2 separate regions of the Mus musculus genome follow, and region 2 is linked to region 1. The links are chromatin loops, found by intact Hi-C in ENCODE. Cell type or tissue: left cerebral cortex. All regions are shown on one strand. Links, peaks and the distances in the headings refer to the core of each region. The heading gives the core; the rest is flanking DNA.

Region 1 (16,062 bases), core at 3,408-11,407:
AGGATTTCTGCTCTTAAAAGAGGCTGGCAGTCATTTCAAGAATTACACAAAGTTTCTAGCAAATTCTCCCTCCTAAAGTTAAGGATCCCAGGACTCTATATGCAAAGGCATTCTGTCACTGCAGATGAAGAAACCCTTTAAAAGGACACTCTCCACTTAGACCTGGAGATGTGGAAATGGGAACACTAACTGCCATCAAATACAGACCTCCATTATGGTCACAGCTATTGCCTACATTCCAGTCTTACCACTTTGTGCCTAGATCATTGAACAATTTCCTCCTAATGGGATTCCTGCCTCTACTCTTACCTCCTACAAATGCATTTCCCAGGATGTTCTACATCACCAGATTCCCCTTCCACAATGCTGTATCAGCTCAGAATGACCCTTGGAATAATGTCCCCATATTTTGGTAATGTCTTTCTAAATGCACCTTATTCTTTCTCTGGCCTTGTGGAAGTTTCCATGTCTTTGCTTCTGCTTAGAATTTTCTTTCAGAGTCATCCCTGAGTTGAGTCTTTAATAAGCCTTTGCATATTCTCTATGGGCTAGATTAGGTGTGAATTTCCACCTCCATGGAGATCTGCTAGAGGACTCAGTATTTAACTTTTCTTGTTATTTTTAGGGTTCTCTTGTTAGAGAAACACTCATATTTCCCTTGCTCCTCTCTAAATACCTGTAGGCACATTATGTATTCACCCACTGGGTTTTCAATACCTAGTGATATTCCTTACCTTCACATCATATTCAATAAAGACTTTATAATAGACAAACTGGTAAAATAACCAAAATATTCAGGAAAAAATCCATTATTTGCTACCAAGATGTTTTCCTATATACAGCTATATCCACACTGATTTTAGTGAATAAGATTCACTACTATTATATAATGGAATATTAAGGTAAAATTTTTAAAATAAATGTATGGTGAAACTGCATTAAGTTTCATCCAAATCAGGCGAGGCATTAACAAATCTTATATGTCAAAAGCTGATCCAAATGTCTCCATTAGGGCTTTGACTTTGAGTGCAGAAATGGGAGACACAAAATAAAATGTGTGAACTATCATAGGCACTGTGAGATATTAAAATGCAGAAGTGAAGCTTTTATTCACAAAACAGCACTGTTAAAACACACACACACATGTATGTAGTGAGACAGATTTGTTTTATTTTGTTTTATTCTTGAAAGCTAACTAGTATACTGGAGGCCTGGGACTGAGCAGTTTCAGTATCTCTGTTGTATAAGACAGAAAAGAAAGATCTTTTAATATAAAACATTTCTTCTTCCCTTTAAAATGTTTTCTACATTCTAAGTTTGGATATGTGTGTGTGTGTGTGTGTGTGTGTGTGTGTGTGTGTGTGTGTGTGTGTGTGTGTGTGTGTGTGTGAGTGTGGGTGCGCACAGGAGCATGCACATGCGCTCTCGTGCATGCATGCACATATGTATTCATAAAGTTACTATTTTGGCATAGTTTTACAAATAAATTACCAATATTAAAGTAAATATCATGACCTAATATGTTGCTCCCAGTGGCTGTAAACTCTGACACCTATCACATTCATGTACACTCAAGGTGTGACAGGGCTTCATGTAGTGTAGGCCATTGATCTGAGCTCATTCTCTACTCTCCTAGCTCTGCAGAACTTAGAGGAAGAAGTTGGAGACTTGGATTCTAGCTTATCTCATTAATGACTGACTACAAGAGTGTCTCTTAAGGACAGGCCACTTGAGCTTCAAGTCAAAAAGTAACAGAGAAAAAAACATTTTCCTCTCAGAGTCACTCAGCTTTCTAAGGGGAAATATTACTTTCCATGCTCTCAGGGCACAGAGAGGAAAAGAACCCTTTCTTCCATTCTCTTGGTATGAAATAATTAATGTAGCACAATTCTATGTTCTAATTAATCTGTATATAAATTTCACTAGATTCTGAAATAATTTATTATGTATTTCCTCCTAAAGTGAAAGATAAGACAATCAGAAAATCCCTCCTTACATTTCAGTATTTATTTTAGATGTAGGATAAGTTCTGAGACAGTCTATATCTATATTACCAACATCATAATTGAATCTGAGCTTGCTATTATGAAAACTCAGGAGATTTATCTGGACTCACTCTCACAGACATATGCTAAGTTCATTCTCAGTTACCTAAGAGCAGTTGAAGTTATAGTAAACATACTCAGTTTAGCAACCATTTCCTGGTCCAGATTTCATCTACCAAACATATCAAAGTCACTAATGATACTAACACTAATCACCAATAATACTGACTATTAATACTTAAGTGGAAATAAAGACTTTTAAAAATGACTTAGCTGCACTCTCAGGTCATAAAATATATTTTCATGAAGCAGGCAGGGTTTGAAGGTTGGACAACATTATGTTATTGAGTAAAATCTAATGATACTTTATCCTTTCTTGGTATAAGTTATACATGCATAAAAATATAACATACTTTTAAGTATGTTAAGGTGTAAACAAGTAATAAAAACAAAAGACTTTATGGAATTGTGGAATTGTCAAGGAGCCATCTAGGAGAGGCTAAGACTAGCAGATGACTTTCCTGAGATGTCCACCAATTTGCATAGACTATAATGAATTAGCTCTGGTGGCAATGCCCTAAGAAAATAATTCATTGATTCTTGCTATTGATATGCATTTCCTGTCATTATTAAATTAATATAAAAATCCCTTGGTATTAGCCCACCCTACTGTAGTGGTACAGTATAGACAAATAGATGATGTCTTAATTCCTAATGATGATTCCATAAGATTTCCTAAATTTATACTAGTAATTTTAAGCCCTGTATAATAAGGACTGAAATTAAAACAGTCTCTGATATAAAAACTGCAGTGAGAACTCTTCCAGTTTTCACATATCACTAGTTAATTGGTCTAGATAGAAAGCAGGCATTGATACAGATTTACAAGTTTTGAATACATTCCTTTCAGCTGTAAAAACATTAACTAAAGGCCATAAACTAGGAATGAATAGTTTATTGTAGTTCAAGGACAGGGGATGAAATGTTGACTGAATTTATCTATATGAAACTTCAATGTTAACTTAGACCAAAGAATTATAGTTTTAAACTCCCACTGAACCTGTGCAGATAGTGATCTATAATGAGTGTCTACTTGGATAAGAAGTATTAATGGAAACACATGTAAACATCTCTGCTCTATCTTCTTGTTCAATTTATGATTCAAATTTATGCTTAAAATTGTTGCAAACTTTTGGAATATCATGTGATCTATTCTGCCAAGAAGGTACCAAAAAACTAGGAAAGATGGCATTAAGGAGGCAGAAGGAGAATAGGATACAGAGATGAGACGAACAGATGAGGAAGGACAAAGAGGAGAGTGGAATTAAGTAGATGCAGAAGGTAGGAGAGAGGAGGACAGGGTAGAACCAAAATAAAGGCAGAAGAGACAGCAGAGATAACAAATTATGACCATGCTAAGGATAAAAGAGACAAGACTAAGAGAGAAGGAGCTACAGAGAGAGCAGAATGAAGCAGGCAGGCTTTTGTACAATGAGACAGGTTTTTTAATTCATTTAGCAATAAAAGGGTAGAAGCTTTTTCTTTCTCTAGCAGTGAAGGTTGAAGCTCATCCAGAATGAGGGAGTCCTTTCTGCATTGTGGCTTTCTCTATGAAGCTTGCTCATGAGGGCATTTACTTCACCCACCAAAAATATATGCATATGTAAGTATAGGGGTGTGAATGTGTGTGTGTGTGTGTGTGTGTGTGTGTGTGTGTGTGTGTGTGTGTGTAAGTATGTAAGTAGCCAGGTATGGCAAGAATGTATGAATGTATGTATAAATACATGTATGTGAATGAATGTATGTGTGTTTATACATATTTGCTTCGGTAAAAGTTTTTCCTTTTATGAGCATGATTCTCTTCTCCTGTTTCAATAAATGTTAATTTCTTGAAACCTCCCTCCCACCTGGCCAGCCTGAGGCGAGGCTTCTGGGCAATAGAGAAAGGAGCCTTAGCAATAAATCCTCCACTGAATTCCCCACTGCTATGTAGCATATGTTAATTGCCAGGAAATTATACAGTGAGTTTATAAAGTAGTAAGAGCTAAGTTTTCCAGCACAGAGAATTGTGAAGTGAGAGTTATGTATTCTAGCACTTATCAAGCAGAGAATTATAAAGTAAGCAAGAGTTATGATTTTTAGTGCTAATCAAACACAGATACTTATAAATAATAGAGAGGTAAAGAGTTAAGTCCTCAGTGCTTAATGAAGCACAGAGCAGTAATAGATAAGATCTCCCAGCTTTTAATGAAGCACAGAACAGTGATAGTAAATAAAGAGTTAAGTTTTCAGTACTTAATGAAGCATAGAACAGTACTAAAGTTAATAAACTAAGGAGACAGCATTTAATAAAGCACAGAGATAAAGATTTGTAAGGTAAAAATTATGCACAGAGAGATAAAGAGAAAAGAAGCCAGGAGTTTTCAGCCATAGAATAAGCAAGAGAGTGTTAAGTCTCCGGAAGCCATCAGCTAATAACATCCATCATAGTTAGAGAATTAAAGTAAAAAAATACCAATCTTTTGACCTGTGTGAATCTTACATGTGTGTCTACTTCAGATCCTTCCCCTAGTGCTAGGCAGGACCCTGGAATGGAGTAAGAATTTACTTCATGTAACTGAAGAAGAAAAACATTGACCATGCATTTTCAGACATTTATGAAAGATTTCCTAAGTGCCTAAGGGTACAGGGGAAACTGAGGGTCAGTAAGAAGCTTTCAGGAATCCTCAAGGAAAACAGATTCCTAGTGATTACAGTTAATTAGTTAATTAACACTGAAAAGTCTATGCGAAAATAAAATTTTCATGAAAACAAAAACAAAAGACAACAGTATTAGAAGCCCTATGTTCTGGGAATGTACAGTTTAAAGGTCACTGTTGGTCATTTAACTCAACAAGCCTATACTAGTCATGTGTTAAATGCAAAGCATCATCTAACTGTATAAACATTATACATATTGGATCTAACTGTACAGTGTTAATACCACTGAACAAGATTAAAGGTCGTTACCCAAACTATTTGGTCAAATTAGGCAAGCGTTATTTTCTGTCAGACAGGACTATCATTAAAATGGGAGAATGCAGAGTTTATGTAGGAAAAAAAACTGCAAAAGTAGGGGTTGTTAAGTGTTGAGGCCTTGGCTAAATATTTCAAAACTATTTGGCAAATTATCTAATCTTGTCAGGGTGCATACAAATTATTAGTCACCATATTCCATATGGTGGGAGCATGTCAAATCCCAGAAACAGGTTGAATCATGCTCAACTTGAATTTTACATCAAACAGTAATAATGAACTTTTACTGACCATATAACAAAATGGCTTTTATCCTTAAGATATGTCAGGCTGGTCCATTACTCCCACCTTGTCTTATGGGTCCAGTTCAAATCCTTGATAGGGTGCTGCCATTTATGCCTGTTGTGTGGACTGATAATGCCAGTGGAGGACAGTATCTTAGCGTTTTTTATGTGATGGGACACAATATTTGTATCATATCTAAGGTCTCTGTAATTACATCTGATGGTTAGTATAGAAAGAATATTTTTTTCTAAAGCCATCCTTTTGTTTTACATAGAGCAGGTTACGTATCATATTGTAGAACTATTTTAGTTAATGAATCTCCCTGTTGGTATTTCTTGGTCTATTGAGTTTTTTAAAGTCCCTTTTGACAATCACAGAGCTTAGTATGCCAATAGGCTGTGTGTGTGTGTGTGTGTGTGTGTGTGTGTGTGTGTGTGCACGCGCGCGCATGTTTGAATAGGCATGGAGATGTATAGGAGAGAGAGAGAGAGGAGGGGGAAGGACAGGGAGTTTCTGTGGTTCTAACATTCCAGCCTTTGTTGATAGTAACTATTTGCTGGTGAAATTAGGATGCCATTTGCCATTTTCAGGCCCCTGGAAGGCTGGAATGATAGACAAAGACTGGAAGGGGATTAGGGCAGTGGGATATTCATCAGAAACATCTGGTTTGCTGACCCAACTGATGAGACAGTGAGCAATCACATCTGTTAGATTGGTTCACATCAGTTTTCAACAAGTTCAGGGCTTTTGGGTTTTGTAGGACTAGTCGGGGCTGGCACGGTATACATTACCTTAAGATCAGTCTGTAGTTTACAGCTGATCTCTGGCTGGTGTTCAGTTCCACCAGCCAAGTAGAACTTGGCCACGCCAGATATAGACTAGGGACAGAAGTTAAAGAACATAAAGGAAACTATTTTATTTGGAGCTTCTAGGCCCACTGTCCTAGTAGCTGTGGCAGGGAAGGTGTCCCAAGGCCAGAGGGAAGATAGATCCCACCTTCGGGAATAGGCAGGTATGGAAGCTTGGGCAATTGGTTAACCGGTTTACTTATCTGGAGTCCTTTTGAGCTGTGAGAGATGAATTCAAGTCTTACAACTCCCTCAATTTCCTGAAGCGTACATGAATTATTTTAGTTTACAAAAACAGTTAAAAGATGTTGATACATTAGCATTGCCATTGCTTGCAATCTGTGCTGAATTCCTCATTATAGAAAAGGAGCCAGCAGGTGTCTCTAAGACAGCTGGAGGAGACTTACGGTTTTGAGTCTTAGCAAAAGCTATGGCTTTGGCCTAAAAGCATGAACATTTTTTTTATCCAAAGGCTAAAATTGGACAGGGATTCTTTTTAGCACTATAAGAAGCCCCTTCAAGTCTATATTTGGAGGACAATCAAAGGCAATGTAAAATCTTGAGCTTGTGAGTGACAATAGCACTCAGTGCTTTATTAGCATCTCAGAACTCTACTCTGAAACTTTGAAGTCTTAGTATAACAGAAGAAGAGAGTAACCTGTATTTATATGTTTATGTATTTTCTTAAAACTTTATAATACATTTAAATGTTTATATCCTCAGGCCTTTATAACTGTATTTACCTTAGAATATTTTCTTACACAATTAGAACTTAGATAAATTTGAAACGTTTTTATTTAATTATTTACCATGAGACACGGACAATTGATTACTGAGAGCAGTCCTTGCAAGTCAGGGTCCTTTAAATACTGAAAGTTACATCTGAGATATGTTTATCCTTTAACATGAAGCCTGTTAGTAAAGCAAACCTGTTTGTGAGTTTCCTTTCTCACCAGGAGACCCAAGAGCTTTAGGAAGAGCAGGCCTTATGAAATGAATTCACCAGGCGGCTGCTATTATACTGATAAAGCTGTGTTAGCCATCAATGCCATCAGAGATCTGAGAAGGATAAATTTTAGCAGAACATAAACTCCAAATAGACAGAACTGTTACCTAGATGGTTACCCTGGGCTATAGCAGTAGCTCCTTTGGGGGCAGAGGTCAGCCTTCATTTGGCACACAGAACAGCACTGAGCACAGGCTATAAGCTGCCAGATTCAGAAAGTCTAAGAGATTTTGCTGTAGAGAAGGAACCCTCGGAAAACTGACCACACTGAGGCAAAATTTGGAACTTAACCCTACAGTGTCTACAGTTGTGGCAGAGCCTTGGCAGAAGGCAAGGCATAGGGCAGGTCCTCTCAGTGGTTAGTGTCACCACAATCCAGGTCTGTGCCTCATCTGTCTTATTTGGAAGGCTGCCTCCAGGAGTTGCATCTCTGTCAATCACAGGAAAGTTTTTCCATTAAACTTTTTAAACGTTATATTCAGCATAACTCTCAAATGTTTTGAGAGCCAGCTATTAAGTACTTTTATAGATGATTTTACATAGCTGCTGCTTTAATTATTTGCTTTAAACTTTAACTCTGAACACATACATAGGCTAAACAAAGCTTTCCCCTGTAAATATATTACATTTGAAACTGCGACTATCAACCCACAAGTCTGTTTTTTTTTTTAATTTTTATTGGTTATTTTAGTTATTTACATTTCAAACTCCCACTTCCCAGTTTCCCCTCCACAAGCCCCCTATCCTTATCCTTCCTTCCCCTGCCTCTATGAGGGTGATTCCCCAACTGCCCACTCACTCCTGCCTCAGGGACCTAGTGTTCCCCTATCCTGGGTCATCAAGCCTCCACATGACCAATGATGCCAGATAAGGCAATCCTTTGCTACATATCCAGCTGGAACCATGGGTACACCTTGTGCACTCTTCGGTTGGTGGTTTAGTCCCTGGGAGCTTTGGGGAATCTGGTTGGTTGATACTGTTGTTCTTCCTATGAGGTTGCAAGCCTTAATTACTATTTTTTTTAACAGTTTACAAAACACTAGTAACTTTTTAAGATTAGAGTTTAAACTTAGTTCTAAACTGAATACCATTTTTATTAGACCTTAGAAACATTGACATTGTAGTTGGGGTTTTAGACTGTGTGTGCTATAGGCCCTGTAGAATTTAACAGGAAAGACAGCAGTCACTGATCCTCCACCTTCATCCAGAAGCAGGAGCCACCCTTAGCATTTGCATAGTTTGCTGCCAATAACCAGCACCTGCATAGCAAAGTCTCTGGACTTTAATCTTATCACACACTTCTGCAGAGATAGCACCAGGCTTCTGCACATCACCAGACTCAGCATCCTTGTTTCAAGGAAATGCAAACTTAAAAATGCCAAGTTTACTCTGAATTCCCTGTGGCACGAGCACTTTGAAACCTTCAAATCCCTCTCAGTTTGTTTTATTTTGTCGTTTATCCACCATCTTCCTACTATTTTGCTTGGACCTCTTTTTAGCCATTTTCATCTAGACCTTTAGTTTAGCAGTCTGCTTCCATGAGGACTTGGCTCTTCTGGTGATGAAAATCACATGCATATTTATAGATATCAAAGGCTACCTAGAAATCATTTCACATAACATTCTAGCAGTGCCTGTCGTCAAAAAATCTCCTTTTTGCATCAAAATAGCAAATAGGAAGGGATCCATGATTCAGGGGGAGAAACTTGCTAAGGCAAAGTGGCAGACTTCAGATAGCACTGTGTTTTACCAAAAATGGCAACATCTTAAGTGTTTGTGTGTATAGATGTGTACACACACACACACACACACACACACACTTTATGTATATATGCTTTATATATGTATATATGTGACCATATATAAAAAATGTGGTGGTCCCTGTTAGTGATTGTCAGGTTGTTTTGTTTTTTTTTGTTTGTTTGTTTTTTTCATTAGACTGCTTCTTTTTATCTCCTCTTATCTGGTCCTGCTTTTAGGTAGGGAAAGACCTAGCAGCACTAGGCAAACTTTGTTCTGACCTTAAAAAAAAATGTTTTTGCCTCTAGGATGAAGTCAAGCTGGTTTATCAATAAATCTACGCTTTTTGACAGTATTATCACAAAATTAAAATACATCACTCTTTTCAAAATGCCTATTACAGGAAGTGAGAAGTTTCTACCTAAGAGGATCCCTGATAAGTTTAGGAACAAAAAAAAAATTAAAACACTTACTTGATAACTTTATTTAAATTTGTCTTATGACAAGGCAATATTTTAAGTGATTTCCCAGGAGTAGGCAAATAAACAAAGAATTCTAACCCGAGGAATACCGAACGGCTGAGAAGCACGTGAAAAAATGTTCAGCATCCTTAATCATCAGAGAAATGCAAATCAAAACAACCCTGAGATTCCATCTCACACCAGTCAGAATGGATAAGATCAAAAATTCAGGTGACAGCAGATGCTGGCGAGGATGTGGAGAAAGAGGAACACTCCTCCATTGTTGGTGGGATTGCAAACTTGTACAACCACTCTGGAAATCAGTCTGGCGGTTCCTCAGAAAATTGGACATAGTACTACCGGAGGATCCCGCAATACCTCTCCTGGGCATATATCCAGAAGATGTCCCAACCGGTAAGAAGGACACATGCTCCACTATGTTCATAGCAGCCTTATTTATAATAGCCAGAAGCTGGAAAGAACCCAGATGCCCCTCAACAGAGGAATGGATACAAAAAATGTGGTACATTTACACAATGGAGTACTACTCAGCTATTAAAAGGAATGAATTTATGAAATTCCTAGGCAAATGGTTGGACCTGGAGGGCATCATCCTGAGTGAGGTAACACAATCACAAAAGAAATCAAATGAAATGTATTCACTGATAAATGGATATTAGCCCAGAAACTTAGTATACCCGAGATATAAGATACAATTTGCAAAACACATGAAACTGAAGAAGAACGAAAACCAAAGTGTAGACACTTTGCCCCTTCTTAGGATTGGAAACAATCATCCATGGAAGGAGTTACAGAGACAACGTTTAGAGCTGAGACAAAAGGATGGACCATCTAGAGACTGCCATATCCAGGGATCCATCCCATAATTAGCCTCCAAACGATGACACCATTGCATACACTAGCAAGATTTTGCTGAAAGGACCCTGATATAGCTGTCTCTTGTGAGACTATGCAGGAGCCTAGCAAACACATAAGTGGATGCTCACAGTCAGCTATTGGATGGATCACAGGGCCCCCAATGGAGGAGCTAGAGAAAGTATCCAAGGAGCTAAAGAGATCTGCAACCCTGTAGGTGCAACAACATTATGAACTAACCAGTACCCCGGAGCTCTTGACTCTAGCTGCATATGTATCAAAAGATGGCCTACTCGGCCATCACTGGAAAGAGAGGCCCATTGGACTTGCAAACTTTATATGCCCCAGTACAGGGGAATGCCAGGGCCAAAAAGTGGAAATGGGTGGGTAGGGGAGTAGGGGGGAGGGTATAGGGGACTTTTGGGATACCATTGGAAATGTAATTGAGGAAAATACATAATAAAAAATATTTTTTAAAAAGGCAAGTTTTTTAAATAAAGGAATTGCAACGACAAACAAACAAACAAACAAACAAACAAAAAACAAAGTCTTAATATACCAGTTTCCATACTGGTCACCTAACACCCATCTTTATAATTCTTCTTCAAAGACTAGATCCTAAAATAATATGGTTTTAAATTTTTCCTGAGGCATCCTGGAAAGGTTAGGGAGTCAGATGATGATACAGATACTATTTCTATTCTAAGAGTGTGAAGCCTGGATTTTTCTCTTCCTAGCAGCCCCCATTTTATCTCTTTGTTCAATAGGTCAAATTAAAATCACCCTTTGGATAGGTCTTTACTTAGAATGGAATCATGAGAACATGTCAGCTTTATTTGCTGGTCATTACATAGCTAGAAATCCTGAGCATCATAAATCTGATCACTGCACAATTGATGACACTTCAATTATTATATCATGAAAGCATTTTCTGTGATTGGTCAAGCTTTTGTATAAGCACTTCCTTTTCAGAAGCAATCTTGAGCCTTTGTAGGTAAAGGCTATGGTCATCCCCCTTATCGTAACAATAACATTGACTATTGCCTGCTTGTTGACATGCCCATCATGCATGATGTCTTTGCTTCTCCAAAGAGCCTACAAGAAATGTACCCATCAAACCACAGTGAGGACACTCAGTCAACTAACAGCTTTCAAACTATTTTTAAAATTTAATTTTATTATTATTCTATTTTACTTATTCACTTTACATCCCACTCACTGAAACCCCCTCTGGGTCAACCCCTCCCACATACCTTCCCCTTCCCTTTCTCCTCTGGGCCAGTGGGGGCCCCTTGTTATCAGCCCCACCATGGCACTTCAAGTTTCTGAGAGACTAGGTACTTCATCTCACTTTGAGGCTAGACAAGGCAGCCCAGCTAGTAGAATATATCCCACTTACAGGCAATAGCTTTTGAGATATCTCTCCCCCATCCCCTGCCCAAATCAAAAAGTACAGAATACCCAGGACTCAAGAATATAATCCGCAGAACTCAAGAAGGTTAACAAACTAAAGGGCCCAAATGAGAATGCTTCAATCCCACAAGGAAGCGAGGGACCTGGAGGAGAGGGGAAGAAGGTAACATGATCAGGTACTGGGGGAACCTTAGTGAGAAAAGATTCACCTAACCCTTGAGAGACTTGAGGCCCCAGAGAGTGAGGAGGTCTTGTGAGGTGGAAACAGGTTGGGGGGCTGGGGGGAAAGGAGGAATGGGATGAGTAGGGCAAATTGGGAGGGGGATAAAGACTGGACTATAAACGAACAATTAAAGAATAATAATAATTTTTAAAAATGAAAAAAAGGTCTCCCAACCAAAAAGCCTAGGGCCAGATGGTTTTGGTGCAGAATTCTAAGAAGAATTTCCAAGAAGACCTAATTCCAATAGTCCTCAAACTATTCTACAAAATATAAACAGAACAAACACTGCCAAACTCATTCTATGAGGACACAGTGACTCTGAAACATAAACTACAAAAAGACTCAACATAAAAAGAGAACTGCACACTGATTTCTCCTAGGAACAGTGATACAAAAATACTCAATAAAATACTCACTATCCAAATCCAGGAACACATCAAAGAAATATCATCCATCAAGAACAAGTGGACTTCATTCAAGGGATACAGGGATGATTCAATATATGAAAATCTGTTAATCTAATCCAACAAACTTTAATATCAACAAACTGAAAAGAAAAAAAAATCACATGATTACCTCATTAGATGCTGATAAGCCTTTGATAAAATCCAAAATCTATTTGAAAGTGAGTGTATTTCCACACTCAAGTGTAGTACAGAAAAGTTGGAAGAAAATGCCTGATTTGTGGACATGATCATATCTAATATGCTGCTCTTTGGGAGTGACTAGAAGTTAATCTTCAAAGCATTAAAGAAAAGCTTTTAATTAAAGCATGAGTAGCCAAGTTCAGGGATTGCAGGAAAGAGTTTTGTCAAAGAGGAAAGGGTCGAATGTTGTTTTCCGGATTATAACCTTCAAAGCTAGAGCTAAACCTCATCTCTGCTCCTTCCACCACCATGCACTTGCCACGAATACCCTGTGAGTGCTAAGATCTGCAAGTGCTCTTTGATTTTGTGTTGCAGTAGATTTTAAAGTGGGAAAATATTAAATGCCAAGTTAAGAATCATTTCAAAGCCTCTTTATTAGTGGGTCCATGCATATTTGATAACATACTGGAAAGTTACGATAATTTCTTTTCTCATTTCATCTGATTAAATGGACTTTTAGAAATAATTTTTATTGTGATGTTTATCACTTTCATTATAATGTTTAATCTTACTTATCAGTTACCTTAGAATGAGAGATGCCACGGGGCTCAAGTCCCTTCCGGCCGGCCCACTGCAGCACCTTGGTCCCTGGCCCGGGGGAGTCTGCGGACACCCACAAGGACCCACACAGGATCTGTCACGGGATCCTAAGACCTCTAGTGAGTGGAACACAACTTCTGCCAGGAGGCAGGTTCAAACACCAGATATCTGGGCACCATCCCTGCAAGAGGGGAGCTTGAATGCAGAGAGTACTCTGACCACTGAAACTAAGGATAGAGCTAGTCTCCCAGGTCTTCTGATAGAGGCTAACATAATCACCTGAGGAACAAGACCTAACCAGAGACAACTATAATAACTAGCTCCAGAGAATACAAGATGGCAAAAGGCAAACTTAAGAATCCTACTAACAGAAATCAAGACCGCTCACCATCATCAGAACGCAGCACTCCCAGGCCACCTAGTCCTGGGCACCCCAACACAACTGAAACGCTAGACCCGGATTTAAAAGCATATCTCATGATGATGGTAGAGGACATCAAGAAGAATTTAATAACTCACTTAAAGAAATACAGGAGAACACTGCTAAAGAGTTACAAGTCCTTAAAGAAAAACAGAAAAACACATCCAAACAGGTAGAAGTCCTTATAGGAAAACAGGAAAACACATCCAAACAGGTGATGGAAATGAGCAAAACCATACTAGACCTAAAAAGGGAAGTAGACACAATAAAGAAAACCCAAAGTAAGGCAACGCTGGAGATAGAAACTCTAGGAAAGAAATCTGGAAACATAGACACGAGCATCAGCAACAGAATACAAGAGATGGAAGAGAGAATCTCAGGTGCAGAAGATTCCATAGAGAACATTGGCACAACAATCAAAGATAATACAAAACGCAAAAAGATCCTAACTCAAAACATCCAGGAAATCCAGGACACAATGAGAAGACCAAACCTACGGATAATAGGAGTTGATAAGAATGAAGATTTTCAACTTAAAGGGCCAGCAAATGTCTTCAACAAAATTATAGAAGAAAACTTCCCAAACCTAAAGAATGACATGCCCATGAACATACAAGAAGCCTACAGAACTCCAAATAGACTGGACCAGAAAAGAAATTCCTCCCGACACATAATAATCAGAACAACAAATGCACTAAATCAAGAGAGAATATTAAAAGCAGTAAGGGAGAAAGGTCAAGTAACATATAAAGGCAGACCTATCAGAATTACACCAGACTTTACACCAGAGACTATGAAAGCCAGAAGAGCCTAGACAGATGTTATACAGACACTAAGAGAACACAAATGCCAGCCCAGGCTACTATACCCGGCCAAACTCTCAATTATCATAGATGGAGAAACCAAAGTATTCCACGAAAAAAAACCAAATTCACACATTATCTTTCCAGGAATCCAGTCCTTCAAAGGATAATAACAGAAAAGAAGCAATAAAAGGACGGAAATCACGCCCTAGAACAAGCAAGAAAGTAATCCCTCAACAAACCAAAAAGAAGACAGCCACAAGAATATAATGCCAACTGCAACAACAAAAATGAAAGGAAGCAACAATTACTTTTCCTTAATATCTCTTAATATCAATGGACTCAATTCCCCAATAAAAAGACATAGACTAACAGACTGGCTACACAAACAGGACCCAACATTCTGCTGCTTACAGGAAACCCATCTCAGGGAAAAAGACAGACACTACCTCAGAGTGAAAGGCTGGAAAACAATTTTCCAAGCAAATCGTCTGAAGAAACAAGCTGGAGTAGCCATTCTAATATCGGATAAAATCGACTTCCAACACAAAGTTATCAAAAAAGGCAAGGAGAGACACTTCATACTCATGAAAGGTAAAATCCTCCAAGAGGAACTCTCAATTCTGAATATCTACATTCCAAATGCAAGGGCAGCCACATTCATTAAAGACACTTTAGTAAAGCTCAAAGCACACATTGCACCTCACACAATAATAGTGGGAGACTTCAACACACTGCTTTCATCAATGGACAGATTGTGGAAACAGAAACTAAACAGGGAAACAGTGAAACTAACAGAAGTTATGAAACAAATGGACCTGACAGATATCTACAGAACATTTTATCCTAAAACAAAAGGATATACCTTCTTCTCAGCACCTCACGGGACCTTCTCCAAAATTGACCATATAATTGGTCACAAAACAGGCCTCAACAGATACAAAAATATTGAAATTGTCCCATGTATCCTATCAGACCACCATGGCCTAAGACTGATCTTCAATAACAACATAAATAATGGAAAGCCAACATTCACGTGAAAACTGAACAACACTCTTCTCAATGATACCTTGGTCAAGGAAGGAATAAAGAAAGAAATTAGAGATTTTTAGAGTTTAATGTAAATGAAGCCACAATATACCCAAACCTATGGGACACAATGAAAGCATTTCTAAGAGGGAAACTCATTGCTCTGAGTGCCTCCAAGAAGAAACGGGAGAGAGCATATACTAGCAGCTTGACAACACATCTAAAAGCTCTAGAAAAAAAGGAAGCAAATTCATCCAAGAGGAGTAGACGGCAGGGAATAATTAAACTCAGGGGTGAAATCAACCAAGTGGAAACAAGAAGAACTATACAAAGAATTAACCAAACAAGGAGTTGGTTCTTTGAGAAAATCAACAAGATAGATAAACCCTTAGCTAGACTCACTGGAGGACACAAGGACAACATCCTAATTAACAAAATCAGAAATGAAAAGGGGGACATAACAACAGATCCTGAAGAAAGCCAAAACAACATCAGATCCTTCTACAAAAGGCTATACTCAACAAAACTGGAAAACCTGGATGAAATGGGCAAATTTCTAGACAGATACCAGATACCAAAGTTAAATCAGGATCAAGTTAATGATCTAAACAGTCCCATATCCCCTAAAGAAATAGAAGCAGTCATTAATAGTCTCCCAGCCAAAAAAAAGCCCAGGACCAGATGGGTTTAGTGCAGAGTTCTACCAGACC
Region 2 (16,062 bases), core at 2,548-10,547, 580 kb after region 1:
AAGTTGCTTCTAATCGAGCCTCAGAAAAGGATTCTCACATATGAGATATCAAGGTATCTGAGTAAATATCGGTTCACATGGTAAACAGATGTTTGTTTCAGCCATCTTGGGAACTATGTGTAGAGTCGTTCAGTGACACGGTGACTGTGTAACCATGGCCCATCACCCCCAGTCCGTTCTCTCACTGGTCATGATGGCCACTCTACAAACGCTTCTGCTTTGTGGACACCGTCTTTTGGGCATACCCACCCTGTGGAGTCTGTGTCACCATCTGTTCACACTGACAGTGAGCTGAGCCTCGGGTGGGCTTGCGTTGAACACATGTCAGCTACACGCTAAGGTACCTGTCACTGGCATCTCCATGTTGAAAGCCGGGGTCTTCAAGCTGCACATTCTGCAAGCCTCCTTGTTTGCTTTAAGGCGAGGCAAAAGGCTACTTCTTCCTCTGGGCACATGGGTGTGGGGACCAGGAGAAGCAGATGAGTTTGAAAGTCTCTCCAGTGGAGCCCATACCCTCATCTCACTCCAGCTCCTTGAGCACACCCACATCTTCTTTCTATCACAGCCTAGCAGCCCTGATCAGCCGCTGAATATCATCCCATGTGACTGTCACCTCTGCAGGCTGTCCCAGCTATTAGAGTATCGGCTGGGAGTGTGTGTTCGGTCCACATGGACTATGACACAAACAGTGAGTGCCCTTTACAGCCATAAGATGACAGAGCAGCCTTTGGGACACACTCAGCCCTGTGTGGAGATTACATAGAAAATTTACTCCCAGGCATGACAGTCAATGCTCCTAGACAAAAGGGCTGTCTGTGAACTCGCAGTACTGAGCACGGTATGGTTTGTTAACATGGCAAATCCTGGGAGGATCATTCCACAGAAGAGACCTCTGACAAGGCTGTGAGTGTCTAGTCAGGCTCCACAGGACTATGAAAAGCATCTGCAGGGGTAGGTGTCTAAAGTATTCTAAATAGAAGTCGGGGGACAGTGGCAGCCCCAGAAGAAGGAGACCTGTATGCCCCACTGAAAAGAGGCTACAGGTGTTTGAATCGTCCCTCTTCTTCCATCTTCACATTTGGAAGCCTTATGTGCCAAAGCAGGAAGACACGGGAAGTCTAAATGCCAGCGAAGGGCTCACTTGAGGGTTTTGTTTGGTTCGCTGTAGTTTCTGCTAAGCCTCCGTTGTAAGGTGGGTCTGATCTGATCTGGAAAGCTTTTCTTCTTCTTTACAGTATCAAGCAAGAAGTCAAATGCCAAAGCTGGAAAAGCAGAAGGTGCTGGAGGGCGATGTCTTCCCACACAGCCATCAAAGTTGGCTGCACTTCAGCTGCTGACAGTCTTCTAGAAATACCTTCTAAGACTAACACATCTTCTCCTTTTTACAAAGAAGCTGAAAATCCAGATGGTTTGGGTGAAACATTCTAATTTTTACAACACTATACAGGGCAAACAAAAAATATCCCTGGTCAGAATTTTGTCTGCTGCCTCCAACTAGCAAAACCACGTGACAGAACTCTGCTGTTCTGACTGCGGACGGGAAAGGGGTGGGTGAAGCTCAAGCTTCCGCCATGTCTCCATGGAGAACGGGAGGCCGGTGTTGGGTGATGGAAGATGAAGAAAAGTAGACAGAGAGGCTCTGCTAAGAGTGTGGGAAGTTAGACCACAGTGACATTCTTTCCTGCAGTGCTCTGAGGAAACGGCAGGATCAGGTCCTAAGCACTGCAGAGATGGTGCTGTGGCCCTCTCTCCACTGAAAAGCCAAGGCTGGGTGAAGCACTCCTTGGGCAACAGGAGCCTCTGTGGTGAGGACGCTTTCCCTAGCGGGTACAAGGAGTCTCTTGGGATCCGGAAGCAGGAAATCCATTCTTGGGAAGGAGCAGAGACCTACGAATTGCAGCTTTCCTCCGCCCCAGGAAAAGTCACCCTGCTATACAATTTCAAGTCTATTTTCCTGACAAAGATGTAACATTTGGCACACCTGTGACATCAACCGTGTTCTCAGATGCACCTCCTGGCAGCTCGTTTATGGGGATTTTAATTTTATCACAGGTTTAGTTGTACAACAAAGCATTAGAAGCCCCAAAACAATGACAGGCACAAAATAATGGTGTTTCACCCAGTGGAAAATAGAGGTTCTCTCTCTCCATTCCCCTCCCCATCTCTCTCCAAGTGCTCTCAGCCAAGTCCTCTACTCCCTCACTCTTCTCTTCTCTTCTCTTCTCTTCTCTTCTCTTCTCTTCTCTTCTCTTTTCTTCTCTTCTCTTCTTTCTCTCTCTCTCCCCCCTCTCTCTCTCTCTCTCTCTCTCTCTCTCTCTCTGCTGTTCTCTCAACTCCCCTCCCCATGCCCTGAATCAACTCTATTCTATACTTTAAAAAAAAGAGAAAGGAAGGAGGGAGGGAGGGAGGGAGGGAGGAGAGGAGAGGAGAGGAGAGGAGAGGAGAGGAGAGGAGAGGAGAGGAGAGGAGAGGAGAGGAGAGGAGAGGAGAGGAGAGGAGAGGAGAGGAGAGGAGAGGTTTATAATTTGAAGGAAAAGGATAGAATAACACCTACAGAGCAAGTGTCAGGCTTTCTAAGATGGGAAGGACGATGATGGGCAACCCTCACACATAGTTTTGTTTTTTGTTTTTTGTTTTTTTTTAATGTAACAAATGTTCAACACACTTGGTTATTCAAAGGAATTCATCAACAAAGAGACCCAGCCCTGTGATAAAGTGACTGCTGATTCAGAACAGACAGTGTCTAGACTAAGCTGCCTCTGTGCACAGATGCAGGTCAAACCAGGTCACACCCAGCCCTTGTTCTATGCAGATGCGGACAGTGTGGGAAGAGAGCCCAGGACACCTAAGGGATGAGTCCTTCTTCCCAGCACTGTCTGAGCTCAGTGGGTTGCCGGCTTCCATACATGTCTTGGGGGCAGACCAGACCTGAGACACTGTGTGCTAATGAGTGTGAACTTGAGAATATGTATCAGGCTGTCAATCATTTCTCAAATTTAGGACCACTGCACAGGCTGATAATTAGCCTGAATAAAGCTAAGTTGATGTTTTCAGTTGCTCCAGGCAAGTCAGGCAAGCTACCAAGAATTAGCATCAGTGGCCTGGAGTTAAAAGCCGCATCCGATTCCCCTGCCCTGTGTAATGACAGATCCCGGGCTTTGCTTTTTCCTGGTTCTTTGAGCAGCCGGCCATGGTGGAGCTCATTACTGCAAAAGGAAGAGCAACCTGTATTAATAAAGCCAACTTATTTGGGGGGAATTGACAGGATCCGTGTCGATAAAGTATCTGATTACAGATAAAATGCCAATGTGCAAGGCGGCCCCACCATCCGGTGGACCCTGTGCATGTGCGATCTATCTCACCGTCGGGACCTCCTGGGAGAAAATTAATTCTGCTCCGGACGGAACATCAAACAACAGTGCTGGTCATGTTGTCAGGAAACGGAGCTACTTGTCAGCCGTGAGCAGGACGTTTGACCAGCGTGTTTAGTAGCTGAATATAGAGTCAGTTCAACAGCCAAGGAAATAATGAATGCTCGTAGAAGCACAGGAAGACAATCTCTAAAAGCCACAGTTCCTTGCATGGATTTCTAATATCCCCTCAGTGTTTGCATTCGGATCCCAGCTTGAACAGTGCAGGGGAGGGGTTGCAAAGCTTAATTTCCTACACTGTTTGGCTTCTTTTATTAGCAAATACTTCACATATAACCCATACAAAACCCTAAGTCTGAATGGAAGGAAACGTTAAGAAGGATTCAATGGTGTGGACTCTTGCTAGATTCACGTCTATCAGTGTAAACTAAATAAAATTGGGCCTATTTTATTTCCCCGTTTTTTTGTTTTTTTTTTTTTTACCCAGCCAGCAAGAAGTTCACTGGAATTAACAGCTCTCTCAAAGCCCGTGCCGGCCAAAAGGTGTGCCTGCAGCACCACACACATCCGCAGCCTAAGTCCACTTATTCCTTAAATAGAAACTGAAAGACACAGTAAAACTTACAAGTCTGTGCATATATTGAAATAACCTTAGATTACAGACCACTGCTGGTGCACAGTACACACTTTAATTTCAATTTTCTCAGTGAATATTTACCAGGTTTACTCAAGGCAAGGCTGTCTTCCAAATCTGGAGTGACCCTGCAGTAGATGGGCCTCATTTGCCTGTACCTGAAAGGCCTAAGAGGTGTTTCATCTGATGAAACATCACTGAACGTCTTCAAGAGGATCTTTTCACTGGGAATCTGTGGGTCCACTGGTCCTAGGATTCTTAAACACACTAAGTCTAACAGCCCCCTCTTCTGCAATGACCTCTGAGCCTTAGATTTGGGGGTGTTTTGAAGAAGTAGCCATGGGACTAGGCTCTCGATTTTTATGTGAAGTGCTTAGTACCGCCTGTGTAACATGATTGGCGAGCTAGGCAAGGTGCCCTCGCTCTTCTCTACAAAAGCAAAGTGAAAGCTGTCAGAATCAAACAGATGCCTCTCCCGACCCTGACAACACAGAGTGGATGAACCCCGGAGGCTGTGCAGGAAAGGATCTAAGGCATGGCTGCCTGCCGGAAACCATCAGGAAAGACTCTGCCAGGACTACTCTCCCCACATAGAAGCCACCACAGCCTTCACAAACAGTACCACTCTGGGGACACCTGCCCAGGAGCTAGCAGTTCCCCTTCTGCCGGAGGTGTCCTGCTGCTAACCCCTTCAGCCAGGGTGATTGCTTCATAACATCTGGTAGATCCTCTTTAGTTTTGTCTTTTTAAAATCTTCCCTTCCTACTGGAGGTGCACGGTTGGTAGAGAAGTTGTCCTTGCTTGCAGCCCTAAGTTAAGTCAGGAAACCGGACTATGGAGATACAACCAGAGACCCACAGTTGAGAGGTAGAGTCAGAGAGATGAGAAGTTCAGGGTCATCTCGGTTACATAGTGAGCTTTAGGCCAGCCTGGGCTACATCAAACCCTGCCTCCCCCAAAAGAAAAAGGGGTGAGGGAAAGAACGAGTTAAGGAGACAGAAGGATGATGTAGGGGAGTAATGGATGGGAGCAAAGAAGTAGAAAAGACAACTACAAAACAATGTATCCTGGCCTCAACAATTTGAATGTGCCCACAGTTCACTGTGACACATGAAACTCCCGTTGGGTGTTTTCCCCAAATAAGTATTGCTATTCTTTGCGTAATCTGTTTTTATCTGTGTTGCTATGTCTAATATTATCTCATGCTAATGAAGTATTTTAAGAACAAAGCTGGCTTAAAGGCGCTGTCTCTCATGATACCCTTTGCTGAAGGACTCATGTTCAAATGTAGACAAACTTCGAGCAGAGCACATCCAGCCCTGGCCACACAGGCAGCGCCCGCAGGCAGGCATGCCCTGCACCGTTAGCTGTCAGGACAACTTCTGCTTCACTTCCCTGAGCTGCGGGGACTGTGAGCCCCATCACTTTCTCTCCTCGAGAATTATCCCCCCCCCCACCCATATCTCATGCATCAAAGACTATCTGTCAACCCAGGCCACTCCTTTTTTACTTGCTTCTCTGTCTTCACTGGTTCTCAGTTTGTGAAAGTGTCACCGGGTCGCGTTCACAGTGATGTGTGGTGGAACGTTTTTTGCCCGGGTTCTAGTTTTCGGAACTTGCGCCAGCTGGCAAAGAAGGCGCACTGCGTTCAGAGCCTTGCTTATCCCCTCAGTGTTCCAGCTCAGTCACAAACGGGGGTCTGCGTTTTGCTTGCGAGGAGCTGCTTGTGTGGTGTGTGGCTGTAGCTGCTATGGTGCCATTACCGTCCCGAAGTGTTGATTTCACGACTCACATTTCGCCCCTGTTCCTAACTTGATGCCCTAGCTTATATTTTCATTTCACTCCAATCATTTTTTAAAGTTGAGGTCTTCCATTTTACTTTAGCAAATTTCGGTTGGAACGCTGCGATCGAAAAAAGAAAACGCTTATAGAAAAGCTGAAGGTTAAATCAGCTTTCTTCTGTAAACAGTGCCTAAATTATCATCTCCTCCCTTAACAGCCCAATTAGTGAGTTACAACAAAAATCACAAAGCTGGGGAGATTTAAAACGTGAGGCTAGTGCGCCACCTGCTGGTAATAAATAAAGATTTTTTTTTTTTTTTTTTTTTTTGTTAGCAAGCCACAAAAGCTACACCAGACCATGTCACCCTCCTTTAAACCTGTCTTTCATGAATATCTGGTTTGATTCAGACCCTGAAATGGCACCGAAATACTTGAGAGTGGCCACTCCTCATCCTTACATTCAAGAGTCATCGCTTCGCCCCGGGCTACCTTGCCAGCAGAGTCTTGCCCAACATCCGCAAGGGCCCACACGGGACTCCCCACGGGATCCTAAGACCTCTGGTGAGTGGAACACAGCGCCTGCCCCAATCCAATCGTGCGGAACTTGAGACTGCGGTACATAGGGAAGCAGGCTACCCGGGCCTGATCTGGGGCACAAGTCCCTTCCGCTCGACTCGAGCCCCGGGCTTCCTTGCCAGCAGAGTCTTGCCCAACACCCGCAAGGGCCCACACAGGACTCCCCACGGGACCCTAAGACCTCCGGTGAGTGGAACACAGCGCCTGCCCCAATCCAATCGCGCGGAACTTGAGACTGCAGTACATAGGGAAGCAGGCTACCCGGGCTTGATCTGGGGCACAAACCCCTTCCACTCCACTCGAGCCCCGGCTACCTTGCCAGCTGAGTCGCCTGACACCCGCAAGGGCCCACACAGGATTCCACACGTGATCCTAAGACCTCTAGTGAGTGGGACACAACTTCTGCCAGGAGTCTGGTTCGAACACCAGATATCTGGGTACCTGCCTTGCAAGAAGAGAGCTTGCCTGCAGAGAATACTCTGCCCACTGAAACTAAGGAGAGTGCTACCCTCCAGGTCTGCTCATAGAGGCTAACAGAGTCACCTGAAGAACAAGCTCTTAACAGTGACAACTAAAACAGCTAGCTTCAGAGATTACCAGATGGCGAAAGGCAAACGTAAGAATCCTACTAACAGAAATCAAGACCACTCACCATCATCAAAACGCAGCACTCCCACCCCACCTAGTCCTGGGCACCCCAACACAACCGAAAATCTAGACCCAGATTTAAAAACATTTCTCATGATGATGATGGAGGACATCAAGAAGGACTTTCATAAGTCACTTAAAGAATTACAGGAGAGCACTGCTAAAGAGTTACAGGCCCTTAAAGAAAAGCAGGAAAACACAGCCAAACAGGTAGAAATCATTAAAGAAAAACAGGAAAACACATCCAAACAGGTGATGGAAATGAACAAAACCATACTAGAACTAAAAGGGGAAGTAGACACAATAAAGAAAACCCAAAGCGAGGCAACGCTGGAGATAGAAACCCTAGGAAAGAGATCTGGAACCATAGATGCGAGCATCAGCAACAGAATACAAGAAATGGAAGAGAGAATCTCAGGTGCAGAAGATTCCATAGAGAACATCGACACAACAGTCAAAGAAAATACAAAATGCAAAAGGATCCTAACTCAAAACATCCAGGTAATCCAGGACACAATGAGAAGACCAAACCTACGGATAATAGGAATTGATGAGAATGAAGATTTTCAACTTAAAGGGCCAGCTAATATCTTCAACAAAATAATAGAAGAAAACTTCCCAAACATAAAAAAAGAGATGCCCATGATCATACAAGAAGCCTACAGAACTCCAAATAGACTGGACCAGAAAAGAAATTCCTCCTGACACATAATAATCAGAACAACAAATGCACTAAATAAAGATAGAATATTAAAAGCAGTAAGGGAGAAAGGTCAAGTAACATATAAAGGAAGGCCTATCAGAATTACACCAGACTTTTCACCAGAGACTATGAAAGCCAGAAGAGCCTGGACAGATGTTATACAGACACTAAGAGAACACAAATGCCAGCCCAGGCTACTATACCCGGCCAAACTCTCAATTACCATAGATGGAGAAACCAAAGTATTCCACGACAAAACCAAATTCACACAATATCTTTCCACGAATCCAGCCCTTCAAAGGATAATAACAGAAAAGAAGCAATACAAGGACAGAAATCACGCCCTAGAACAACTAAGAAAGTAATCATTCAACAAACCAAAAAGAAGACAGCCACAAGAACAGAATGCCAACTCTAACAACAAAAATAAAAGGAAGCAACAATTACTTTTCCTTAATATCTCTTAATATCAATGGACTCAATTCCCCAATAAAAAGACATAGACTAACAGACTGGCTACACAAACAGGACCCAACATTCTGCTGCTTACAGGAAACCCATCTCAGGGAAAAAGACAGACACTACCTCAGAGTGAAAGGCTGGAAAACAATTTTCCAAGCAAATGGACTGAAGAAACAAGCTGGAGTAGCCATTTTAATATCGGATAAAATCGACTTCCAACCCAAAGTTATCAAAAAAGACAAGGAGGGACACTTCATACTCATCAAAGGTAAAATCCTCCAAGAGGAGCTCTCAATTCTGAATATCTACGCACCAAATGCAAGGGCAGCCACATTCATTAGAGACACTTTAGTAAAGCTCAAAGCATACATTGCACCTCACACAATAATAGTGGGAGACTTCAACACACCACTTTCTTCAAAGGACAGATCGTGGAAACAGAAACTAAACAGGGACACAGTGAAACTAACAGAAGTTATGAAACAAATGGACCTGACAGATATCTACAGAACATTTTATCCTAAAACAAAAGGATATACCTTCTTCTCAGCACCTCACGGGACCTTCTCCAAAATTGACCATATAATTGGTCACAAAACAGGCCTCAATAGATACAAAAATATTGAAATTGTCCCATGTATCCTATCAGACCACCATGGCCTAAGACTGATCTTCAATAACAACATAAATAATGGAAAGCCAACATTCACGTGGAAACTGAATAACACTCTTCTCAATGATACCTTGGTCAAGGAAGGAATAAAGAAAGAAAGACTTTTTAGAGTTTAATGAAAATGAAGCCACAACGTACCCAAACCTATGGGACACAATGAAAGCATTTCTAAGAGGGAAACTCATAGCTCTGAGTGCCTCCAAGAAGAAACGGGAGACAGCACATACTAGCAGCTTGACAACACATCTAAAAGCCCTAGAAAAAAAGGAAGCAAATTCACCCAAGAGGAGTAGACGGCAGGAAATAATCAAACTCAGGGGTGAAATCAACCAAGTGGAAACAAGAAGAACTATTCAAAGAATTAACCAAACGAGGAGTTGGTTCTTTGAGAAAATCAACAAGATAGATAAACCCTTAGCTAGACTCACTAAAGGGCACAGGGACAAAATCCTAATTAACAAAATCAGAAATGAAAAGGGAGACATAACAACAGATCCTGAAGAAATCCAAAACACCATCAGATCCTTCTACAAAAGGCTATACTCAAAAAAACTGGAAAACCTGGATGAAATGGACAAATTTCTGGACAGATACCAGGTACCAAAGTTGAATCAGGATCAAGTTGACCATCTAAACAGTCCCATATCACCTAAAGAAATAGAAGCAGTTATTAATAGTCTCCCAACCAAAAAAAGCCCAGGACCAGATGGGTTTAGTGCAGAGTTCTATCAGACCTTCAAAAAGATCTAATTCCAATTCTGCACAAACTATTTCACAAAATAGTAGTAGAAGGTACTCTACCCAACTCATTTTATGAAGCCACTATTACTCTGATACCTAAACCACAGAAAGATCCAACAAAGATAGAGAACTTCAGACCAATTTCTCTTATGAATATCGATGCAAAAATCCTCAATAAAATTCTCACTAACCGAATCCAAGAACACATTAAAGCAATCATCCATCCTGACCAAGTAGGTTTTATTCCAGGGATGCAGGGATGGTTTAATATACGAAAATCCATCAATGTAATCATTATATAAACAAACTCAAAGACAAAAACCACATGATCATCTCGTTAGATGCAGAAAAAGCATTTGACAAGATCCAACACCCATTCATGATAAAAGTTTTGGAAAGATCAGGAATTCAAGGCCCATACCTAAACATGATAAAAGCAATCTACAGCAAACCAGTAGCCAACATCAAAGTAAATGGAGAGAAGCTGGAAGCAATCCCACTAAAATCAGGGACTAGACAAGGCTGCCCACTTTCTCCCTACCTTTTCAACATAGTACTTGAAGTATTAGCCAGAGCAATTCGACAACAAAAGGAGATCAAGGGGATACAAATTGGAAAAGAGGAAGTCAAAATATCACTTTTTGCAGATGATATGATAGTATATATAAGTGACCCTAAAAATTCTACCAGAGAACTCCTAAACCTGATAAACAGCTTCGGTGAAGTAGCTGGATATAAAATAAACTCAAACAAGTCAATGGCCTTTCTCTATACAAAGAATAAACAGGCTGAGAAAGAAATTAGGGAAACAACACCCTTCTCAATAGTCACAAATAATATAAAATATCTTGGCGTGACTCTAACTAAGGAAGTGAAAGATCTGTATGATAAAAACTTCAAATCTCTGAAGAAAGAAATTAAGGAAAATCTCAGAAGATGGAAAGATCTCCCATGCTCATGGATTGGCAGGATCAACATTGTAAAAATGGCTATCTTGCCAAAAGCAATCTACAGATTCAATGCAATCCCCATCAAAATTCCAACTCAATTCTTCAACGAATTGGAAGGAGCAATTTGCAAATTTGTCTGGAATAACAAAAAACCTAGGATAGCAAAAAGTCTTCTCAAGGATAAAAGAACTTCTGGCGGAATCACCATGCCAGACCTAAAGCTTTACTACAGAGCAATTGTGATAAAAACTGCATGGTACTGGTATAGAGACAGACAAGTAGACCAATGGAATAGAATTGAAGACCCAGAAATGAACCCACACACCTATGGTTACTTGATCTTCGACAAGGGAGCTAAAACCATCCAGTGGAAGAAAGACAGCATTTTCAACAATTGGTGCTGGCACAACTGGTTGTTATCGTGTAGAAGAATGCGAATCGATCCATACTTATCTCCTTGTACTAAGGTCAAATCTAAGTGGATCAAGGAACTTCACATAAAACCAGAGACACTGAAACTTATAGAGGAGAAAGTGGGGGAAAGCCTTGAAGATATGGGCACAGGGGAAAAATTCCTGAACAGAACAGCAATGGCTTGTGCTGTAAGATCAAGAATTGACAAATGGGACCTAATGAAACTCCAAAGTTTCTGCAAGGCAAAAGACACCGTCAAGAAGACAAAAAGACCACCAACAGATTGGGAAAGGATCTTTACCTATCCTAAATCAGATAGGGGACTAATATCCAACATATATAAAGAACTCAAGAAGGTGGACTTCAGAAAATCAAATAACCCCATTAAAAAATGGGGCTCAGAACTGAACAAAGAATTCTCACCTGAGGAATACCGAATGGCAGAGAAGCACTTGAAAAAATGTTCAACATCCTTAATCATCAGGGAAATGCAAATCAAAACAACCCTGAGATTCCACCTCACACCAGTCAGAATGGCTAAGATCAAAAATTCAGGTGACAGCAGATGCTGGCGTGGATGTGGAGAAAGAGGAACACTCCTCCATTGTTGGTGGGAGTGCAGGCTTGTACAACCACTCTGGAAATCAGTCTGGCGGTTCCTCAGAAAACTGGACATAGTACTACCGGAGGATCCAGCAATACCTCTCCTGGACATATATCCAGAAGATGCCCCAACAGGTAAGAAGGACACATGCTCCACTATGTTCATAGCAGCCTTATTTATAATAGCCAGAAGCTGGAAAGAACCTAGATGCCCTTCAACAGAGGAATGGATACAGAAAATGTGGTACATCTACACAATGGAGTACTACTCAGCTATTAAAAAGAATGAATTTATGAAGTTCCTAGCCAAATGGATGGACCTGGAGGGCATCATCCTGAGTGAGGTAACACAATCACAAAGGAACTCACACAATATGTACTCACTGATAAGTGGATACTAGCCCAAAACCTAGGATACCCACGATATAAGATACAATTTCCTAAACACATGAAACTCAAGAAAAATGAAGACTGAAGTGTGGACACTATGCCCCTCCTTAGAAGTGGGAACAAAACACCCATGGAAGGAGTTACAGAAACAAAGTATGGAGCTGAGATGAAAGGATGGACCATGTAGGGACTGCCATATCCAGGGATCCACCCCATAATCAGCTTCCAAATGCTGACACCATTGCATACACTAGCAAGATTTTACTGAAAGGACCCAGATGTAGCTGTCTCTTGTGAGACTATGCCGGGGCCTAGCAAACACAGAAGTGGATGCTCACAGTCAGCTAATGGATGGATCACAGGGCTCCCAATGGAGGAGCTAGAGAAAGTACCCAAGGAGCTAAAGGGATCTTCAACCCTATAGGTGGAACAACATTATGAACTAACCAGTACCCCTGAGCTCTTGACTCTAGCTGCATATGTATCAAAGGATGGCCTGGTCGGCCATCACTGGAAAGAGAGGCCCATTGGACACGCAGACTTTGTGTGCCCCGGTACAGGGGAACGCCAGGGCCAAAGGGGGGGAGTGGGTGGGTAGGGGAGTGGGGGTGGGTGGGTAAGGGGGACTTTTGGTATAGCATTGGAAATGTAAATGAGCTAAATACCTAATTTTAAAAAAAAAAAAATTAAAAAAAAAAAAAAAAAGAAAAAAAAAGAAAAAGAAACTCACACAATATGTATTCACTGATAAGTGGATATTAGCCCCAAACCTAGGATACCCAAGATATAAGATATAATTTGTTAAACACATGAAACTCAAGAAGAATGAAGACTGAAGTGTGGACACTATGCCCCTCCTTAGATTTGGGAACAAAACACCCATGGAATGGAGTTACAGAGCCAAAGTTTGGAGCTGAGATGAAAGGATGGACCATGTAGAGACTGCCATATCCAGGGATCCACCCCATAATCAGCATCCAAACGCTGACACCATTGCATACACTAGCAAGTTTTTATTGAATGGACCCAGATGTAGCTGTCTCTTGTGAGACTATGCCGGGGCCTAGCAAACACAGAAGTGGATGCTCACAGTCAGCTAATGGATGGATCATAGGGCTCCCAATGGAGGAGCTAGAGAAAGTAGCCAAGGAGCTAAAGGGATCTGCAACCCTATAGGTGGAACAACATTATGAACTAACCAGTACCCCGGAGCTCTTGACTCTAGCTGCATATATATCAAAAGATGGCCTAGTCGGCCATCACTGGAAAGAGAGGCCCATTGGACTTGCAAACTTTATATGCCCCAGTACAGGGGAACACCAGGGCCAAAAAAGGGGAGTGGGTGGGCAGGGGAGTGGGGGTGGGTGGATATGGGGGACTTTTGGTATAGCATTGGAAATGTAAATGAGTTAAATACCTAATAAAAAATGGAAAAAAAAAAAAAAAAGAGTCATCGCTTCATCCTTACACTCAAGAGTCCCTAGGACTCCGGGAAGAATTGTTCCTATTTACCCGGCAACCTCCAGAAAGATCTGTAGCCAAGTATAGAGGACACTTGTGCGTTCACAGGGCCGCTTTCATTTCGGAGGTGGCCCATAGAGTTGCTCATGCAAGCCTTGAAGGATGAGGAAGTGTCATGGGAACAAAGAAATAGCAACGCAGAGTGCTGGGGACAGTGCGTGCCTAGGACAGGGGCGCATAGTGCACATTCACTGACGGGAAGCAATTTTAGATTGCATGGTGGAGGCAACTCGGACCCAGAAAAGAGTAAGCATGGCGGTGGTGCTGTTCAGCTTCGCGTGAGAAACAGCACCTGCGTGCATTATAGAGGAAAGCAGGAGACTGCTGAGAGCCAGCAGTGTTACAGGCAGTTGAAGGGATACTTCAGAGGGTGTGACTGCGTCAGGGCCAGGAGTGTGGAGACCTGCCCAGGAGATCACATTAAGGGTTTAGATGTGGACTCAGAAAGATACTTTTGAAAGGCATTTTAGGGCGGGGCGGTGGTGGCTCATGCCTTTAATCCCAGCACTTGGGAAGCAGAGACTGGCAGATTTCTGAGTTCAGTTTGAGGCCAGCCTGGTCTACAAAGTGAGTCCCAGGACAGCCAGGGCTATCCAGAGAAACCCTGTCTCGAAAAAAAAAAATACAGAAAAAGAAAAAGAAAGAAAAGAAAGAAAAGAAAAGAAAGAAAGAAAGAGAGAGAGAGAGAGAGAGAGAGAGAGAGAGAGAGAGAGAGAGAGAGAGAGAGAGAAAGATATTTTCGGTTACATAGCTGCAAAACAAAAAAGGAACGTTTCTTTAAACAAGTCCAGCTTTCTAATGTAGCTCCTTTTCCCCTTGTTCTTGGTCATAGTAATAATGTAAGCCATCCTACATTGTAAGAGGTCATGACTGCTGTCAAACTCAAGCACACGACAATAAACTAAATGTAGGGAGTTTCAGAAGCAATTGCTCTCAGCCAAAACAATATTCTGTGAGAGCCCAGAGACACTGATCAGTACCAAAAGTCCCCGAGCTTTTCATAAAGGAAACAGCAAATTCCAATACTTTCGGGAGTTTGGGTTACTCTGAGTCCTTCCTGGATGGGAGCTTTAAATGCTTTCAATGAGCAGCTATGATGAAAAATTGTGTCAAGCTGGTGTCAAGGCAAAGGCACCCACTTGCAGTCCTTTATCAACAACTGTTTGTACATATGAACTGTCACGGAAGACAAATATATTAAAATAAACTTCCTGCTGTTTCATCCAGGAATAGAAAGTCCTATCTATTCAAGTATGTATAGTCTCACATGCATGCATGTATGGGGGCTTGAATAGGAATGGCCCCATAGACTATGTATAGTCTCATATGCATGCATGTATGGGGGCTTGAATAGGAATGGCCCCATAGACTCAAGTCTGAATGCTGGTCCATAGGGGCTGGCAGTATAAGGAGGTGTGGCTTTGTTGGATCAGATGTGACCATGTTAGAAGCATGTCACTGTGAGGGTGTCCTTTGAGCTCTCAGAAACTCTAACCAGTTTGTAGGCATAATGTTTTGTACAGGTTGTAAAGCTTACCCTTGGGTTATTCATTTGAAAGCTGATTTCTCTGCCCTCGTATCTTGTTACAATGTGGACAGTGTTGTGTTTATTCTTAGAAGCTCCTGCCTCAAATTTGTATAAACATTGTTTCTTATTCATACTCTACCTTGGCAATAAAAGTCAGTGAGCCATTCCAGAACTTTAAATAGAATAAGGAAGGACTTCAGATTCTAGGAGGGATGGAGAAAGGGACAAGGTGGGAAGGAGGGAGCCACAAAGAAAGGCTGAGAAAACATAAGGAGAAGAGAGCTGAATCAAGAAAGGGCAAAATGTGCAAGTAAGATGGGGACGTTGTCTGGGAGGGAGCCTGACCATCGGGGTGGCTGGAGTAATCATTGCTCAATATTTAGTGCAAGGCAATTTTAATAAATCTTAGTCTCCGAGTGTGGTATATGGGGAATTAGCTGGTTAAGGAACAACTGCCAATGTACTAATTTAATAAACCAATATTAACATAATAATAATTCTATAGCAGTTCACTTGCTGCTGCCTGCCCATCCAGATGTAGAACTCTCAACTCCTTCTCCAGCACCACATCTGCCTGCACGCAGCCATGTTCCCCACCATGATAATAATGGACTGAACCTCTGAAACTGTAAGCCAGCCCCAATTAAAGGTTTGCCTTTATAGGAGTTGCCATGGTCGTGGTGTCTCTTCCCAGCAGTAAAACCCTAAGACAGTATATAACATATGCATACCTATGTATATATTTATATCACATTCCCCACAATAAGAGTCTCTACCCACAAAATATAAGAGTCTAGAAATATATAGCTTAAAATGCCTTCCTTGTTAAACATTTGACCTGTGGCAGCTGAACAGCAGGACCAATTACCAAATTCAGCCTTTTAAAAAATAAGAGTGTAATCTCTGAGCTCTCGGGCAGAGCCTTATGTCTTCACCCATCCCTGCAATGCTGCCTAGCAACAAAACCTTGCTTCTCAGTTACATACGTGAATATACAACATATAGGAACTTCAAAGCAAGGACAAAGAATTCAAATTACTGACAAATTAACAACCCAAATTTTAAA

The links. Peaks named below come from ENCODE experiments on the same cell type or tissue, not always from the same donor. Only the 100,000 strongest peaks of a DNase experiment are listed, where the experiment ranks them.
Region 2: a loop joins it to region 1, with 6 times the contacts of the local background. A loop is called at or near these places in 5 of 42 quality-filtered maps.

What each region holds. Positions count from the first base shown.
Region 1 is chr3:155,214,500-155,230,561 of GRCm38, reverse strand. No RefSeq gene overlaps it. Among named protein-coding and RNA genes, the nearest start is that of Lrriq3, 130 kb to the right of the region's middle. In left cerebral cortex, for the core only: no CTCF peak of the experiment used is centred there; no DNase peak of the experiment used is centred there.
Region 2 is chr3:154,636,906-154,652,967 of GRCm38, reverse strand. No RefSeq gene overlaps it. Among named protein-coding and RNA genes, the nearest start is that of Tyw3, 48 kb to the right of the region's middle. In left cerebral cortex, for the core only: a CTCF peak has its summit at 6,063 (motif pointing left); DNase peaks (open chromatin) are centred at 5,700, 5,775 and 5,983; H3K4me3 peaks cover 833 bases; H3K27ac peaks cover 234 bases.